Regions from separate parts of the Homo sapiens genome. Here region 2 is linked to region 1. Evidence: chromatin loops called from intact Hi-C (ENCODE). Cell type or tissue: HCT116. All regions are shown on one strand.

The links. A loop is a pair of places that touch in the nucleus more often than their neighbours do. Peaks named below come from ENCODE experiments on the same cell type or tissue, not always from the same donor. Only the 100,000 strongest peaks of a DNase experiment are listed, where the experiment ranks them.
Region 2: a loop joins it to region 1, with 25 times the contacts of the local background. A loop is called at or near these places in 7 of 110 quality-filtered maps.

Annotation. Positions count from the first base shown.
Region 1 is chr1:1,956,388-1,964,387 of GRCh38, forward strand. It overlaps CFAP74 (cilia and flagella associated protein 74), which reads right to left. Exons shown (of 39, transcript NM_001304360.2): 14 at 7,362-7,480; 15 at 3,577-3,643; 16 at 2,733-2,822; 17 at 233-397. It overlaps LOC107984872 (a long non-coding RNA gene), which reads left to right and starts at 981. Exons shown (of 3, transcript XR_007065354.1): 1 at 981-1,766; 2 at 1,977-2,114; 3 at 2,515-2,643. RefSeq lists enhancers at 1,263-1,903, 1,904-2,543, 3,489-4,194. In HCT116, a CTCF peak has its summit at 3,838; DNase peaks (open chromatin) are centred at 3,564 and 3,844; H3K4me3 peaks cover 1,070 bases; H3K27ac peaks cover 1,024 bases.
Region 2 is chr1:2,171,248-2,179,247 of GRCh38, forward strand. It overlaps PRKCZ (protein kinase C zeta), which reads left to right. Exons shown (of 18, transcript NM_002744.6): 12 at 808-943; 13 at 1,054-1,141; 14 at 2,650-2,769; 15 at 3,507-3,586; 16 at 3,977-4,066. Among named protein-coding and RNA genes, the nearest start is that of PRKCZ-AS1, 8.6 kb to the right of the region's middle. RefSeq lists a silencer at 2,599-2,765 and an enhancer at 4,319-4,927. In HCT116, a CTCF peak has its summit at 3,228 (motif pointing left); a DNase peak (open chromatin) is centred at 3,204.

The sequences.
Region 1 (8,000 bases):
CCTGAGAAAGGGAGTGTCCTGCTGCTGCTGCCCCTGAGGCCAGGTGACTGCAGGTGTCCTACAGAAGAAGCTGGTCTCTTCTGCTTAGGCTGATTTGAGGAGGCCCCCACACTGCCCTCCTTCTCCCAGGCCCACTGTTGATACCCTCATGTTGTCACCTCTGTTCACCCACATGGGACTGGATTTGGGGGGCAGGTCCCCACACTCCCCCATGGCTGAGTGGCACACTCACTAATTTCAGGGCAGACTGGGAGTCGTCCATCTCACAGGGCTCTGAAGCTGGCAGGAACTTGAAAGTCGTGCCCAAGCCCCCAACGTTGGTCAGCGTGATGGTCCGAGACGTGGTCTCTCCTACCACGTAGCTGCCGAAGTCAATGAGCTCCTTGTCGAGGGACAGCTGCCAGAGGACATGGAGTGAACTCAGGGCCACCGTGCCAGGCCCACAGGGTGCCCAGCGTGAGGCCTGCACGTGGCTCCAGGCAGGGCTGCCCTGAGCATTTGTGCGCGTTGTGCACTGCACAAGCAGGTACACGATTCAACCCAGAAATCAGGTGTGTATTGCTCATGACAAGGTGTGGCACGCGAGTCTGGTTTTAAGAACATCAAGGCAGGAGCCCCCTCGCCACGGAGTAACAAGGGTTCAGTGAGAGGACGCAGGGCCCGGATGCAGGGCCTAAACAAGGAGCCTGGACACGGGGCTTTGGAGGTCCTGAGGATGGATGGTGTCATTCCTGGGTGAGGTCAGCTGGACTCTGGATACAGGGACCCAGGGAGCATCCTTCCAGAACGGGAGCACGCCCTCCATGGGGGTGCCTCACCATGCCCGCTGTGGGCCACAGGCCACAGAAGCTCTGGTGCTGGCTAAGGATGCAGGCCCGGGCCATACCTCGGCTCTGCCCAATGGCCCCTCCTCGGGAGGCTTTTCTGGGCTCTGAGTTTGGAGGCCCAGGGGCTCCCCACTCTGTGCTCCTGCTCCAGGGGCAGGACCAGGGGCCACCGACGCAAATGGACGTGGTTCGCAGAGGGCGGTCGGGGTCCAGCCAAGGGAGGCCGCCTCCTTCCCGCCTGCACCGCCTGGGTCCTGTTCTCCCCTTGTTCAGATGGGGTTTTACTGTTTTTACAGTCCCCAGCCTGGACGCTCCCCTGGGAGAAGCAAGCCCCTGCTCAGGGGAGCCGAGGGTCTCGGTGCTCCTGTCACAGAGGAGCACTTGACACTGCAAAGACCAAATGCGGGAGAGGCCGGGGCAGCTCTGGCCAGGACACCTGGGGCCTCGCCGGGCACGTGCTCCATGATGCTGATCCGGAGTGGAGCAGGCCAGTACCAGACTCCTGCCGGGCTCCCAGGCTGAGCAGGAGGGAGCCGGAGCCTGGCTGTCTGCGGGGGGGCGGGGGACTTCCTGCTGCCCCTGGCCCTGGTGCTCGGTGTCCTGGGCCTGAGTCTTGGCTCACCAAGAGCCCGCACAGCCGAGTGCCGGCCCAACCGTGACCGCTCTGAGGAGAAGGCGGCAGCCACAGGGCAAGGAGCTGCTCGGGTGCCCTAGGACGGCAGTGGTCCCTGCATGAACCCAAGCGGGGCCACTTGAGTGCCAAGAGGAAGGGAGACTAAAGTGACTGGAACACACCAAATACTCAAACACTGGTGAGCCTATGAAGAAACTGAGAGGAAAACACTTCTCTCTCTGCCACCATCGGTGACTCTCATCCCAACCCCTCTCCACGGCGACACGCGGTGAAGGAGGAAGCACGCGACAGAGAAAGTTACACAGGTGCTCATCAAAGGTGGCTTGGGGCCAGCGTGGCCTGGATCACGGGTGACCATGAGGGCGTCTGCTGATCTTCCTGGGGTGGGGGACATAGCGCGCCTCTGCCCTTCGCCTGCCCCGGCTTGTTCCTCCTCTAGTGTAAGAATGGGCCTCTTCCTGCCCCGCTGACGCAGGCTCAGGCTGTGAGACTTGCCTTGACCTGAGAATTCTTAGGAGATAATGACGTCCCCACTGTCCTCTGGGAGATGCTCGTGCTGCCGTAGCTGCCACTCTGGAGTCCAGCCTGGACGGGGCTGGCCGCAGAGGGCTTCACACTCGCGGCTGAGCCAGGAGCCGTTTGCTGTGTGGCAGGTGCGGTGCGAGCTGACCAATTACTCGGCGGGGGCCGGGGGGACAATGATGTGTGGGTTCCTGGTTTACTGGAGATGCATGCTGAAGTTTCTGAGGGTGGAGTGTTGACATTTTACTAATGTACTTTGAAATGGATCAGCAACAACAGATATAGCAGTTGATGGACCAAGCAAAGGTGTCCGAGGCCGACAATGTGGAGTCTGGGAGGATGCGGGGTCCGGGTTGCAGCGCGTGGAGCCTTGTTCTGCTGTTCTGTTTTCCTCTATGCTTGAAATTTTTCTTAGTTAAAAAGAATCAGGCGGGATCCCCCCAAGAGCTGCAGATGAATGTTAAGTTTTCCTGAGCCACAGGCCCTGCAGTCTGGGCTCCACACAGAGCAGGGTTTGTCTCATTTTTCCAGCACTGGTCCGAGTGCCCCACGTTCGAGACCCCACCTAAGGTTCGGCTCAGGCCCACCTGAGCTGCTGTTGGAAGAAGGGGCTCAGCCCCTGGTGAAGATTGGAGCTTCCACCTGGTCCCCCCGCCAACCTGCACCCCCTCCCAGGAGATGCCGTCCCCCACTGGGGTTCCCAGCCAGCATGCCCCGAGAAATGCTGGCTCGGACACCTTTGAACTCACCGAACATTTCTTTGTTGAACATTTCAGTGGAACTGAAAACTCGCCCGTCTGAGCCAAAAATGAGATATTTCCTTCTAGATCCTTGTTTATCTAAAACATAAAACAACCCCCACCACAATACACTTCTGCAACTTTTGTGTGTTTTGTTTTTTTTTTGGACAGGGTCTGGCTCTGTTGGCCAGGCTGGGGTGCAGTGGCACCTGCTCGATTCACTGCAACCCCCCTCCACCCACCCCCACCTGGGGTCCAAGCGATCCTCCCACCTCAGCCTCTCCACTAGCTGGGATTACAGGCATGCGCCACCATATCTGGCTAATTGTATTTTTTGTAGAGACGGGGTCTCGCCATGTTGCCCAGGCTGGTCTTGAACTTCTGGGCTCAAGCGACCCTCCTGCCTTGGCCTCCCAAAGTGCTGGGATTACAGGCATAAGCCACCACACCCCTCCCTCCTGTAACTTTAGCCTGTTACATGTGCCGTGGCTACCTGGGCCAGGGCCGCCTGCCACCTGCCCAGCTCGGGTGACCCCAGGGGAAAGAGTCAGTAGAGGGCATCTCAGGAGGGCTGGACACTAGCTTCCTGGAACATCCCAGCCCTCCCGACTTAGACCCGAGAGTGCACGCCCTCGGCCACTAACCCAGAGGAGCTGCGCCGCGGTTCTGCCCAGCATTCAGGAATATGTTGAGTGTATTTTTGGAAGTAAAATAGCAAAACAGGGGCCTGCGTGATCCTCACTGAGAGGCCAAGTGCATCCTTCCCCCATCATGTTCTGCGCCACCATGCCCGATCACAGGCTCCACCCACCACCACCTCCCCTTCGAGAGAGAACGGGCCCCTCTGACTCACCATCGGCTTGAAGGTGACAAGCACTTCACAGGACATTCCGGCTGACAGGGGGCCAGGGGGGTCAAAGCTGCAGGACGTGACCCATAGCACACGGGGGTTAGTGCTGCGGAGGGCAGACGCTCGCCTCACCACCCAGAGCACAGTCAGGCTGGGCCTCCTGGCCTCCTCCCCATCCCGGGCCTGGCCCCCTGCCCAGCCGCCTTCACCCCGGGGAGTGCTGGATCTGCTGCATTCCCTGCTGCCGCCAGTACCTGGCAGGCAGGGGGCGCTCCAGTGTGTGCGAACGTTTGTGGAGTGAGGGAGTTAATCACTGAAGGCGTGAGGCAAGTCCCCAGGCCAACTGCCAGGAAATGGGACCCCATGGGTCGGAGAGGGCCACAGTTCCCCTGGGCACAGGTGCCAGGCCTGGGACCGGGGCTCTAGGGCTTTGATACCAATATGGGACCAGGGGGCTGTGGGCAGGAGCCAGGAAGAGAGCTGGAACTGGGAGTCCTGAGACAGCTGGGACCCTCGGGACCCTCTCAGCCCCTTTCAGGGAAAGAACCACAAAAATAGCCCCTACTGCACAGGCCACTTGAGGGAGCTGGTCTGTCTTGGCCCAGATCAGGGTGAGGGAGCATCTCCCCAAGGAATTCCTGACGCCAGGCTGATTTCACAAGGTTGGATTTTACCTAATGTGCTTGGTTTAGAAATGCACAAGCTAAAATTTTAATGTAAAATGTGTCCCTGGCTGGCAACATTCCCACGGCACCAGCAGAAGCAAACCCAAAGCTCCTCCAATTGGGAGGGAAATGCTTTGGTGCCGACTGCACAGAGCCCGGGATGGAGCTGCCGGGGAGAGGAGCAGAATCCGAGAGGGTGGACGTGCGTGCCTCACATAAACCAGCAGCAGAGTGCAGGGCCGAGCTCCAAACCCTTCAGATGACAGAAGCGTGGAGTGGGGATGTTAGAGGACGTATAGATAAAATGGTTAGAGACAGAAATAGAGAATTCCAGACGTGAGAAAAGAACAAGACACTGTCAAGAAATGCAGACTCATCCAAAACAGAACTTGGCATTTTTAGAAATGAGAGACAGGGCAGCTGAGTAAGAAACTTACTGAGCAATTTCAACCGTTGATTAGCAGCACTAAGGGGACAAGTGGTGAACCGAGCAGCACCTAGAGCACCACCCAATGCGAAAAAGAGACAAGAAATTTCCAACCCGACGGGGAGGTTTCAAAAGGAGGAGCAGGAGGGCAGAGCCGGAGAATGAATGGGGGAGGGGCGATGCCTGGGGAGCTGGGGCTGAGAAGTTCCCAAAATTGTTCAAAGATCTGAATCTTCAGATTCAACAGCACAGTGAGGTCTAAGAAAAATCAGCCCACACCAGACGCACAGCAGAGCTGCGGGACATTAAGGATGAGAGAATCTCAGAGCAAGCAGGCGGAAAGCCAGGTATCCTCCAAAAAAACCAGCACCTGGACCGAGGCCACCTCCCACTCCAGCAACAAGAGGCAGAGGGCAGGAGAGTGGTGGCCTCAACCTGTTGAGAGAAAATAACCGTCCATGAGAAGTTCTCATCCCAGCGTGGGGAGGAATGCCTCGGTGGCTGAGAGCACAGCGACCACCTAAACCCACCTCTGCACGCGCCCTCCAGAAACCACATGGATCAATGAGAGAAACAGGCGGGCTGCAGAAATCCCATGCCTTCAGCATGACTAGAGGACACAGAACCCTCCAGACTTAAAATTAACCATAAGGTGAAAAGTAAACACCAACCTCCAGCATGCATTCTCCATGCCCGCCTTCACAGAGAGCTACGAAGGTCTGAAAAACTGCAGGGAAGAGAGGAAGGAGACGGGAACAAAGACCCTAAGACTGACCTAAAATCAGCTCCCCAAAGAGAACATCACAGCCTCCACAAGAAAATACCAAGTCCCAGTGAGTCAGTGCTGATCTCAGGGAGGGGCCATCAGAGCCCACGCGCCCCTGGGGGCAGCCTCAGGAAGATGCCTCGTGGGAGAAGAGGAGGCCCCTCTGGAGCCTGGGCAGCAAGGGGGGAATGAGGATCCTGCCCTTGCTGACCCTCTTTTGAGAAGCTGCACTTCACAACGCTCGCGGGAGTGGAAACTCCTGAACTGGGAATCCGAAAGCCATCCTGGACCTACAAACCTGTCCACAAAGAGAAAACTGGCAGGAAGCAGGAAGTAGAAGAGAAAGAACTTTCTTAAAAATAAAGTAAGTTAGGCTGGGTGCTGTGGCTCACGCCTGTAATCCTAGCATTTTGGGAGGCCGAGGTGGGCCTCGGATCACCTGAGGTCAGGAGTTCATGACCAGCCTGGCCAACATGGTGAAACCCCGTCTCTACTAAAATACAAAAAATTAACCGGACGTGGTGGCAGGCGCCTGTTATCCGAGCTACTCAGGAGGCTGAGGCAGAAGAATCGCTTGAACCCAGGAGGCAGAGGTTGCAGGGAGCCGAGATTGTGCCACTATACTCCAGCCTGGGCAACAAGAGTGAAACTCCATCTCAAAAAAAAAAAAAAAAAAGTAAGTTACTAAGGAGCAGAAGAAAAGAGAAACATTGCAGAAAACATGGAAAAGGCCGTCAGAGGGAAAAATGAAGAAAAATAAAATAAAAGAGAAAAGAAGAAAATGGGCCAGGCACAGGGGCTCACACCTGTAATCCCAGCACTTGGGGAGGCTGAGGCAGGTGGATCACTTGAGCTCAGGAGTTTGAGACCAGCCTGGGAAACACAGTGAAACCCTGTCTCTACAAAAAATAGAAAAATTAGCCGGGCTTGGTGGCACACAGCTGTGGTCCCAGTTACTCAGGAGGCTGATTGAGGCAGGAGGATTGCTGGAGCCTGGGAAATTGAGGCTGCAGTGAACTGAGATCGTGCCACTGCACTCCAGTCTGGGTGACAGAGCAAGACCCTGTCAAAAACAAAACAAAGAAAAGGAAAGCAGAAAGCATTAAAGGCAACCAGAAGGAAAACATCAGACACCAAAGACCAGCAAGGAGGATCCAAAACACAGGTAAGTGGAGTCTGCAAGGAAGCAAATGGAAACATTGTTACAGAGTGAAAGCACGGCCTTAATTCAGGGAGGCAGTGCTGAAATGAAGACAGCTTTCACCTTGACACTGAAAACACTGGCTAATTGCCAGGGAAAACTTATCAGAATGGTCAACATCAAAACATAACAATACAAAAGGAAACTCTGACAAGGTGTGGTGGCTCATGCCTGTAATACCAGTACTTTGGGAAGCCAAGGCAGGTGGACCGCCTGAGGTCAGGAGTTCGAGACCAGCCTGGGCAACATGGTAAAACCCGGTCTCTACTAAAAATATAAAAATTAGCCAGGCGTAGTGGCAGGTGCCTGTAATCCCAGCTACTGGGGAGGCTGAGGCAGGAGAATCTCTTGAATCCAGGAGGTAGAGGTTGCAGTGAGCTGAGACCGCGCCATCGCACTTGCACTCCAGCCTGGGCGACAGAGCAAGACTCCATCTCAAAAAAAAAAAAAAAAAAAAAAAAAAAGGCAGCAAAACAAAACGAAGAAAAACAAAAGGAAACTTGGGCAGCCAGGCAAAGTTCCAGCCATTCGTGAAGGGAAATGGGCTCGGTCTCGGACGACTTTGACACAAGAAGACAGAGGAGCCCCCTCTACAAAATCTTCGTGAAAATCGGACCTGAGGGCTTATGCCCATATAGAGCCTGTTCCAGCCGTTCTGAACATGAAGGGACCTATGAACCTCCTGCTGTCCCTGCACCGCGTCCCTCCCTGTCTGAGCCGTCCTCTTACTCAACGTGGATGAAGTCCCGGAGGTGCTCCTCCACGCCCACCAGCTTGCAGTAGTTGATCGTGTAGGTGGTGTTTACCAACGTGATCTTTTTCTTGTACACTTTGCCAATATCAAAGTCCTGGGAAAGGCCGAGGTAGCAGCTTCAGAGCGGGTCACAGGGGGCTGTGCTGTGAGCACCGAGGCAGCTTTGCCTCAAGGTAACCGCTGGTGAGCATTTGCCAACTAGGGAGAGGTTCCCAGGGAACAATTTCCAAGGTTTCTCCCAGAATCGAGAAGGCCCCTGGGGTGCATGAAGGACAGGTCTGGGGGTGGAACCTGTCACATAAGAGCCTTCGCCACTTGAGGCAGGACAGGGCCTTGCTGGGGCCCGCAGGTGGGAGTAAGAGAAAAGGCTCAGACACTGTGGGTTCCAAGGTGGGTCCCTGACTCCATGGATGGACTTGAGCTGGGGTCAAATACAGGAGCCCACAGCCTGCTCTGTCTTGCAGAGTTTGGCAGAGGCGTCCAGGCACCAACCTCAGCCTCACATGTTCCCACCCTGTCCCTGCTACATCCCTGTCCCGAGGTTCAGGGGACCCCCACTGCCCCAAGTGGCACAGGGCTTTCGGGGCCACGGCACCCCCATTGCTCAGACTGGC
Region 2 (8,000 bases), 210 kb after region 1:
CAGGAGAATGGCGTGAACCTGTGGGCAGAGCTTACAGTGAGCCAAGATCGCGCCATTGCACTCCAGCCTGGGTGACAGAGTGAAACTCTGTCTCAAAAAAAAAAAAAAAAAGGTCATATTTAATTTTTTTTTTTTTTTGATGGAGTCTCGCTCTGTCACCCAGGCTGGAATGCAGTGGTGGGATCTCAGCTCACTGCAGCCTCTGCCTCCCAGGTTCAAGTGATTCTCCTGCCTCAGCCCCCAGAGTAGCTGGGACTACAGGTGTGCGCCACCATACCCGGCTAATTTTTTTGTATTTTTAGTAGAGACGGAGTTTCGCCATGTTGCCCAGGCTGGTCTTGAATTCCTGACCTCAGGTGATCTGCCTGCCTCGACCTCCCGAAGTGCTGGGATTACAGGTGTGAGCCACCAAGCCTGGCACCGTGTTTAATTTTCGAGGACCTGCCGGACTGTCTTCCGCAGCAGCGGCGCTGTTCTGCACTCCTACCACAACGTGCCATGGCTCCGGTCTTTCCCGCATGGAAGCTGTCGTGTTATTTGCCCGCTCCTCCCCTTGTGGAGGCTGCCACATCGTTCTCTGTGTCTTTGACAGCAGGCCATCCTAAGGCGCATGGGGTGGTGTCCTGGAGCTTTCATTGGCATTTCCCTCCCTGGCCCTGTGCACTGCACTTTCAAATCCTGGGCCTGGTCATTGAGAGGATGCCGGGCCCGTGGTGGGGCAAACGGGAGTGTGTGGCCCCCAGGCTGGAGCTGTTGGCGCAGCCTCTGGCACAGGCACTGCCCCCATGACGGCATCCCCACCCCCAGGTTCTACGCGGCCGAGATCTGCATCGCCCTCAACTTCCTGCACGAGAGGGGGATCATCTACAGGGACCTGAAGCTGGACAACGTCCTCCTGGATGCGGACGGGCACATCAAGCTCACAGACTACGGCATGTGCAAGGTGCGTGCCTTGGACCGCCTCCCCTGACCATCCCGCATGTGCGTCTCGGGGCGCCTGTCCCGCGGGGTAGTGTCTACAAGAACCCTCTCCCAGTAACTTTGCCCCCACAGGAAGGCCTGGGCCCTGGTGACACAACGAGCACTTTCTGCGGAACCCCGAATTACATCGCCCCCGAAATCCTGCGGGGAGAGGAGTACGGTGAGTGCCGCTGCCCTGGCCCCTCTCGGAGCACACAGGGCCAGAGATGGCTTCGGGCCTGGCCCAGCAGCCAGGGAGAGGTGTCCTTGACCATCTTACACCCAAAAGCCACACACTGTCTTTCCCAGCCGGATGTCATCATCTGGCCTCAGCCCCTTATTTGAATTCTGGAAAACCTCCCATGTCCACTTGAGCAGCTCCTTGGGGAGGGCACTGCACAGGATTCCTCCTGCCAGGGAGCCCCGGGGCACAGGGAGGGGAAAGACACAGAAAGCGGGGGTGGGACAGGGTGCAGCACCTGAGTCCCCGTGCTGCACGAGTGGCTGGGGGAGAAGCTGTTGTCTGGGGAGCCCCAGGGGGTGCAGGAGCGTGTGGACAGGACCCCACAGGCCCTGCGGCTGAGGACGCCGTGCACACCAGAGTGTTTCTGCTCCTCTCCCCTCTCTGGGCGTGAAACGGGGACATGGGCACGCGTGTGCAGCCGTGTGTGCGTGTGTGAAACGGGGACGTGGGCACGCGTGTGCAGCCGTGTGTGCGTGTGTGAAACGGGGATGTGGGCACGCGTGTGCAGCCGTGTGTGCGTGTGTGAAACGGGGACGTGGGCACGCGTGTGCAGCCCTGTGTGCGTGTGTGCCGTTGGGCTGAGTGTTCGTGTGTCGGGCATCCATGTGTGTTGTGTGCACATGCATACTGTGTTTGTACACACTCCACCCACTTCTGCATCCTGGTGTTTTCAATGAGGCATGCATGGTGTGCCTTCAGACATTTTTACACATTTTTTTTGCCATCAGAATGGGTGTGGGGCAGGCAGGGCGGGCAGGTCACTCGCCGCTGGGATAACTGGGCTCCCCAGCGGCCACAATGGAAGTCTCAGTAGCCAGAGAAGGACAGACAGCAGATTGGAGGACTGGAATATAGTCTAGAACCCAGCTTGGGATGGGGATTCCGTGTGGGACAGCGGCAGCGTCTCACCTCAGCAGGGACCAGGGGGACTTCCGGGGACGCAGAGACAGCTGCTGTCCTTGGGCAAAACGGGTCAGGGTCTCCCACCCCTCATTCGCTGGAACACATTCCCAACAGGTTGACTACTTGAACCTTTTTAAAAAACAAAATGGCTGTAGAAGGAAACACAGGAGAGTATTTCCGTTACTGCAGCGAAAGGGCTTCTTCAAGCTTAGTTCTGTAGAAGCAGAAACGAGAGAGGAGGGTCGTCCGCAGGTTCCACCAGTGCCTCGTGCCGGTGTGGTCACAGGTGCCCTGGCAGGACCGACAGCCCAGAGGCAGCCTGGGAGACCTCCGTAGTGTCAGGGACGGTGGCAGGGAGGCCGAGCTGCCAGGTGGAGGTGCTGGTTCTGTTTGGGAAGTGGAAGTCACAGAGGCCTGTGTGCCGCCTGCTCAAGCCTGGCTCACACTCGTGTCAACTGGGCATGAAAACCAACGCCAGCCAGGTTCGTCCTGCTGCCGGCCCATGTGGCCCCACTCGGTGATGGCTGTGTGCTCTCCCCCAGGGTTCAGCGTGGACTGGTGGGCGCTGGGAGTCCTCATGTTTGAGATGATGGCCGGGCGCTCCCCGTTCGACATCATCACCGACAACCCGGACATGAACACAGAGGACTACCTTTTCCAAGGTGCGTGCCCCGCTGTGCGTTCGTACCCCTCACCTGCACGACTGTCTTCCTTCCTTTTCAAAGGTGCAGGTGGAGGGGTCCCGCGGGTGCCTGGAGCGGCAGTGCCATGCAAAGCGTACCGGGAACCATTCCTCCTGGCCAGACCCTGTGTCACATGCCACTCCCCGGGCCGTGGGGTGGGGTTACCACACCTGTGGGTCAGCAGGAAAGAGAACCTGTCCCCATTCAGCTCCAACTCCCTCCTGCCCTGGCCAGCAGCACATGCTGGAGCCCCAGCATGTCCTTGACCGAGGCTGTACCGAGCTGAAAGCACAGCCCCCACCCCCAAAACCCACAGCCACCATCATGGGCTCCTTCCCACCTGGAGGCCCCGGGACCTGCTCCTGGTCTGGAATTCAGTGCTGTGGGGATGTGGGATCTGGGAACGCGGCTGTCTCCGCGGTGCCCTCTGGTGGCCAGCCTGCAGAGGCACCCGTGTACCTGCGATCTTGGGGCTGAGGAAGGGGAGCTGCTGGTTCACGTCCGATCCTACGACACGTGCCAGCGCATGTAACCAGGAGGCCCAGGGAGGACCCGGCGGGACTCCGGGTTATAGATATTGCTGGGCTGTAGGAAGGGAGGGGCTCCGGGGCCCCAAGGCTGAGCTCCCAAAGCTCTTGCTCAGAGTCAGAGTCTGGGCGGCACTGGGCAAATGGCACACAACACAGGCAAGTCCTCACCAGGCTCCGCCCTTGCAGTGATCCTGGAGAAGCCCATCCGGATCCCCCGGTTCCTGTCCGTCAAAGCCTCCCATGTTTTAAAAGGATTTTTAAATAAGGTACGTTTCTGGCCATGCTGACAAAATCTCGTTTGTGGCCTCGGTGTTGGTGGGCAGAGGGCCAGGCACGGCTGTTGGCCATTTTTTCATGTCGGCTGCTGTGTATCGGGTGTGTGGGTTGATTTTCCGCTTCAGTATTTGAGCTCTGTGTTCTGTGAATCGTCCGTTTTTACTCACACCTAACAAAATGAGAATGTGTGCCCAAGGAAAATGGAACGGAGCTTAACGTACGGGGAAGGAACTTTCAATAAAGGAAACATCTGATTTCCACCACCTGGGTCAGAGCATCGGGGGAGGGCTTGTCAGCACTGGGAGTGGCCACCAAGGAGAGGGGGTCATGGGGCTTCCGGGATGGGGCTGACTTGTCCTTGTTTGAACTCTGACCTCCAGGACCCCAAAGAGAGGCTCGGCTGCCGGCCACAGACTGGATTTTCTGACATCAAGTCCCACGCGTTCTTCCGCAGCATAGACTGGGACTTGGTAAAGCATCACAAAGCCTATTTGCACCCCCATCCCCATCCCAACCCCAAATCTACCCAACCCCCATCCCAACCCCAACCCCAATATTCACCCAACCCCCACCCCACCCCATCCGAACCCCAATATCCATCCCAACCCCAAATTCATCCAACCCTCACCCCACCACCAACCCAACCCCCAGCCCAACTCCCACCCCAACCCCCAACTCAACCCCCACCCCAATATCCACCCAACCCCACTCCAACCCCTACACCCCCAACCCCTCCAACCCCTATAATCTGGTGGACAGAGCCGGGGCTGTGTGGGCCGGGTGGGCTGTGTGAGCTCGCGCACCGCCGGGCTGGTCTTTGACATGGCCCCACTTGCGTGGAGCCAAGGCTCCTGTCTCCCAGAAGGGTCAGCTGGGAATGGGGGACCACCCTCCAGGGCCCCGAGGAGGGATGGGGAGACACATTTCGTCCTCCGGAGCCAGGAGAGTGAGGGGCCGGACGAGCTCGGCCCATGGCGCTTCCTGGCAACCCTCGACTGTGCTGGCTTGGTGCCGCCAGGAGCTAGCGGCACATGCGTCCTGACCTGTGAGCACATTGGCTGTTGGTTCCACAGGGATCTGATAGTGGGGGCCGGCCTAGAGAAGGGCGTTTGCTTTGGTTTCATGGCCGGTTTTATCAGCAGTTACTGGACAGGACCAGCAGTCGCAGCGTTCACGGCTTGAGCTTTAGCGTCGGGTATTGAAGGAGAGTGAGTCTGTGGACAGGGTGCGACGTACACTGGCTCGATTTAGGAATCTGATTTCGGTGGTGTGTGAGCAGGGTGCATTCGGTAGAAACTACTTTGAGTTTTGACCGTTCCCCAGCTGGCCGTATGAGGTCAGTACTCTCCTGTGATGAGGGGCGGTGACTGCAGCCCCAGCGGGCCACGTGATCAGGAGGGGGCCGAATGTCCCGAGGGGCTCTGCGTGCAGGGGGTTTTGCCGGACTGTAGGCTGGCGTGTGTCTGTCAGGTTAAGGCAGGTAAGGCTGCGCCGCTTGGTCGTGGGTTCTGTGTGGAAGTGCAGTCTCCACCCAGGATGTTTCCAGCGCCGCTCGGTCGTGGGTTCTGTGTGGGAAGCGCAGTCTCCACCTAGGATGTTTCCAGCACATGGAGGGTTTATTGGGAGGTGACCTTGTCTGAAGCTGAGGAGCGTCTGTGGAATTTGTTTCCAGCTGTGTAAATGGTTGCAGAGCTACTGAAATAAAACCTTTAAAATACACTCTCAAGGAAAAAAGCAGATTGGATAGCTCGTTCAGTGCATTTTGGAGGAGGTTGAACTGAATCAGGAGAAAGCCCAGCTCTAGCTCTGTCCTCCACCCCACCCAACTTTTCCAGGCAGCCTCGGCCAGCGTGGGAGGTCACTCCCTGGCCCCTGTGGTCAGTGGGGGCCCTTGTCCACACAGCCCAACAAGTCACTTTCTAGTCGAAGGCCTTGCTTTGCCTGTGCATGTGTGGGACCGTGGGGGAAGGTGGGGAGTGAAGTGGTCAGAACGTGCCCACACCCCTTCCTACATACAGCCCTTCCAGAGCCCAGCTGGGCTGCTGCCAAACTAGGACGGGGCCATTCTCTGTCGTGCGGTTGTCAGATGCACACACTTAGAAATGTTCTGAGCATAGGCACCTGCCACGGAATCACCTTCGCAAATTCTTCATTTAAATTTATGCCTCTGGTAGCATAAGGGAGAAGAGATCTGCCTTTGGTTCTAACTGTCAGTCATCCTCACGCCCAGGCCGGGGTTAGAGGTGGCGTCCCTTTTCTCTGGCTCAGGCACCCCTGGCCTAGTGGGGTTACTGGTGGCGTTCCCCTATCTCAGGCCACACCTGGCCTAGCTGGTGTTAGTGGTGGCATCCCCTTGTCTCTGGCCCACAGAACCCCTCCGGTCCACACACACACTCAGGTCCAGGTACCACCCGGCTGAACCCGTAGCAGGTGCTTAGTAGAATTACGTGAGGAGCCAGCATCCCCGCTCCCAGCCACCTCCCCTCGCCCGTCTCAGCTCAGTCTCCCCCGTGCCTTTCCCACCCTCTCTCTTCCAAGCCCACCACCGTATGGGGCCCACCAGCACCATGGGATCCAGGGAGAGCCCGATCCTGGGTGCAGCCTTGGTGCCAGCCGGGCCCCTGATCTTGTCTCTCAACCACTCTTGGTTTACCGGGAGTGGACAGATGAGGACAGATGGCTGCCTGTGGAGTGACGGGCTCCTTCTCTTCGGAGCACTGTCTAATCTGAGTGTGAGTCCAACCCTGCCCGAGCCGGAACTCAAGGAGACCATGAAGCCACCCTTGGCCTCTAGCTGGGAGAGGTCTGCGTCCCTGCAGCGAGCACGCCAGGTGATCTCTGGCACACACTTGCCGCGGGCTGTCTCTCGGAAGGTAGTCAGCGGCCCTGGCTTCCCACCTGGGTCCCACCACTGCAGAATCACCCCCGTGGCTGCCCACAGGGGCGGCTTCCATCACCCTGCTTCTTCCTGGCTGCTGCGGGCTGTGTTGTGACTTCCATCCCAGCCTGAGAGGCCTGCGAAGGGCTTGCCACCGACTGCCAGCCCTGCCTCTGCCACCGACCGCCGGCCCTGCCTCTGCCACCGACCGCCGACCCTGCCTCTGCCGTTTCCTTGCCACCCATCAGCTCTTGAGGCTTTTAGGAAGAAGTGTGGCTGTTTTGGCCAGATTGCTTTAGCTGTCCTCAGCAGGGTTGGTGTGGGGTCACCACCACCCCCATGTGACCTTGGCAGAAGGAAGGTCCTCCTCCCATTCACCCAACGCCTGCAACTCAGTGGTTCTGAGCAATCCCAGAGTTACATGACGTCATCGCGATCACTTTCATCACCCTGTACCCAGAGAAGACCCGAACCCACTCCAGCCTCTCCCCACACCCTGCAGTGGCTGCTCCGCCAGGCTGTGTGGCTCTGCCTGGTCTGCACATGTCATGGAAGTGGACCTGGGCACACCGCGGCCTTTCGTGCCTGCCCTCCCCTCAGCATTGTCTCCACAAGCTGCACCCACACAGTAGCACGTGGCACTGCCTCCTTCCTGCGCTGAACCCCACCCACTGCGTCCACTGCGTGGAGACTGCACCTCTGCATCCGTCCTCAGTGGACATAGGGTGGCCTCCACTTTCTGGCCATTGTGAATTGTGCTGCCGTGAACACCTGTGAACCCGCTTCTGGGTGGACTCGTGCTGCTGTGAGCACCTGTGAACCCGCTTCTGGGTGGACACGTGTTTATTTCTCTTGGGCACGTGCTCAGGGCGCAGTTGCAGGTCCGGTGGTCTCAGTCTAGCCTTTCAGGGGGGCCACCTGTTCCTGCAGCGGCTGCTTTCTGGTCCCTTTGGGGGCCCCCTCAGTCTGTGCTGGACTTAGTTCCATGGCTGTAGTGGGCACAGCTTGAGAACAGTCCCTCGGTGGGTGTCAGCTCCATGTGGGAGTGGGGCACGTGTGAGGCCTTGGTCCCCACCTGTGGACTCAGGGTCTCTTTCACGGACTGCGGGGAAGGCAGTGGGAGCAGCAGGAATGGATGGTGAAAGGACACAGTGCCCGCCCCCCGAGTGTCCGAGGGTAGAGCTGGGACAGGGTCACAGTCACCCCAAAGCCGCCCCCTCCTTGCCTATCCCCAGCTGAACCAGCACCACTCAGGCAGTCGCCGCCACTGGGGTGTGACTCTGGGGCCCGGCACCGGGTCCCCAACACTGCTTTCCTCCTGGAGCCTGGCCTCTGCACACTGCCCTGGAGAAGAGAGGCAGTGTGTGTGCAGAGGGCCCCGTCAGCCAGGCAGATCCACCTGCCTTGCCCCTGCACTGGGAGGTGGCGCTCATCTTGTCGGGGGCTCCCATGGGCCGTGTCTAGACCCCACCCTCCGCCGGTCCAGGCACATCCTCAGGCTCCTAATCCTGAGTCCTCCGGTTTGG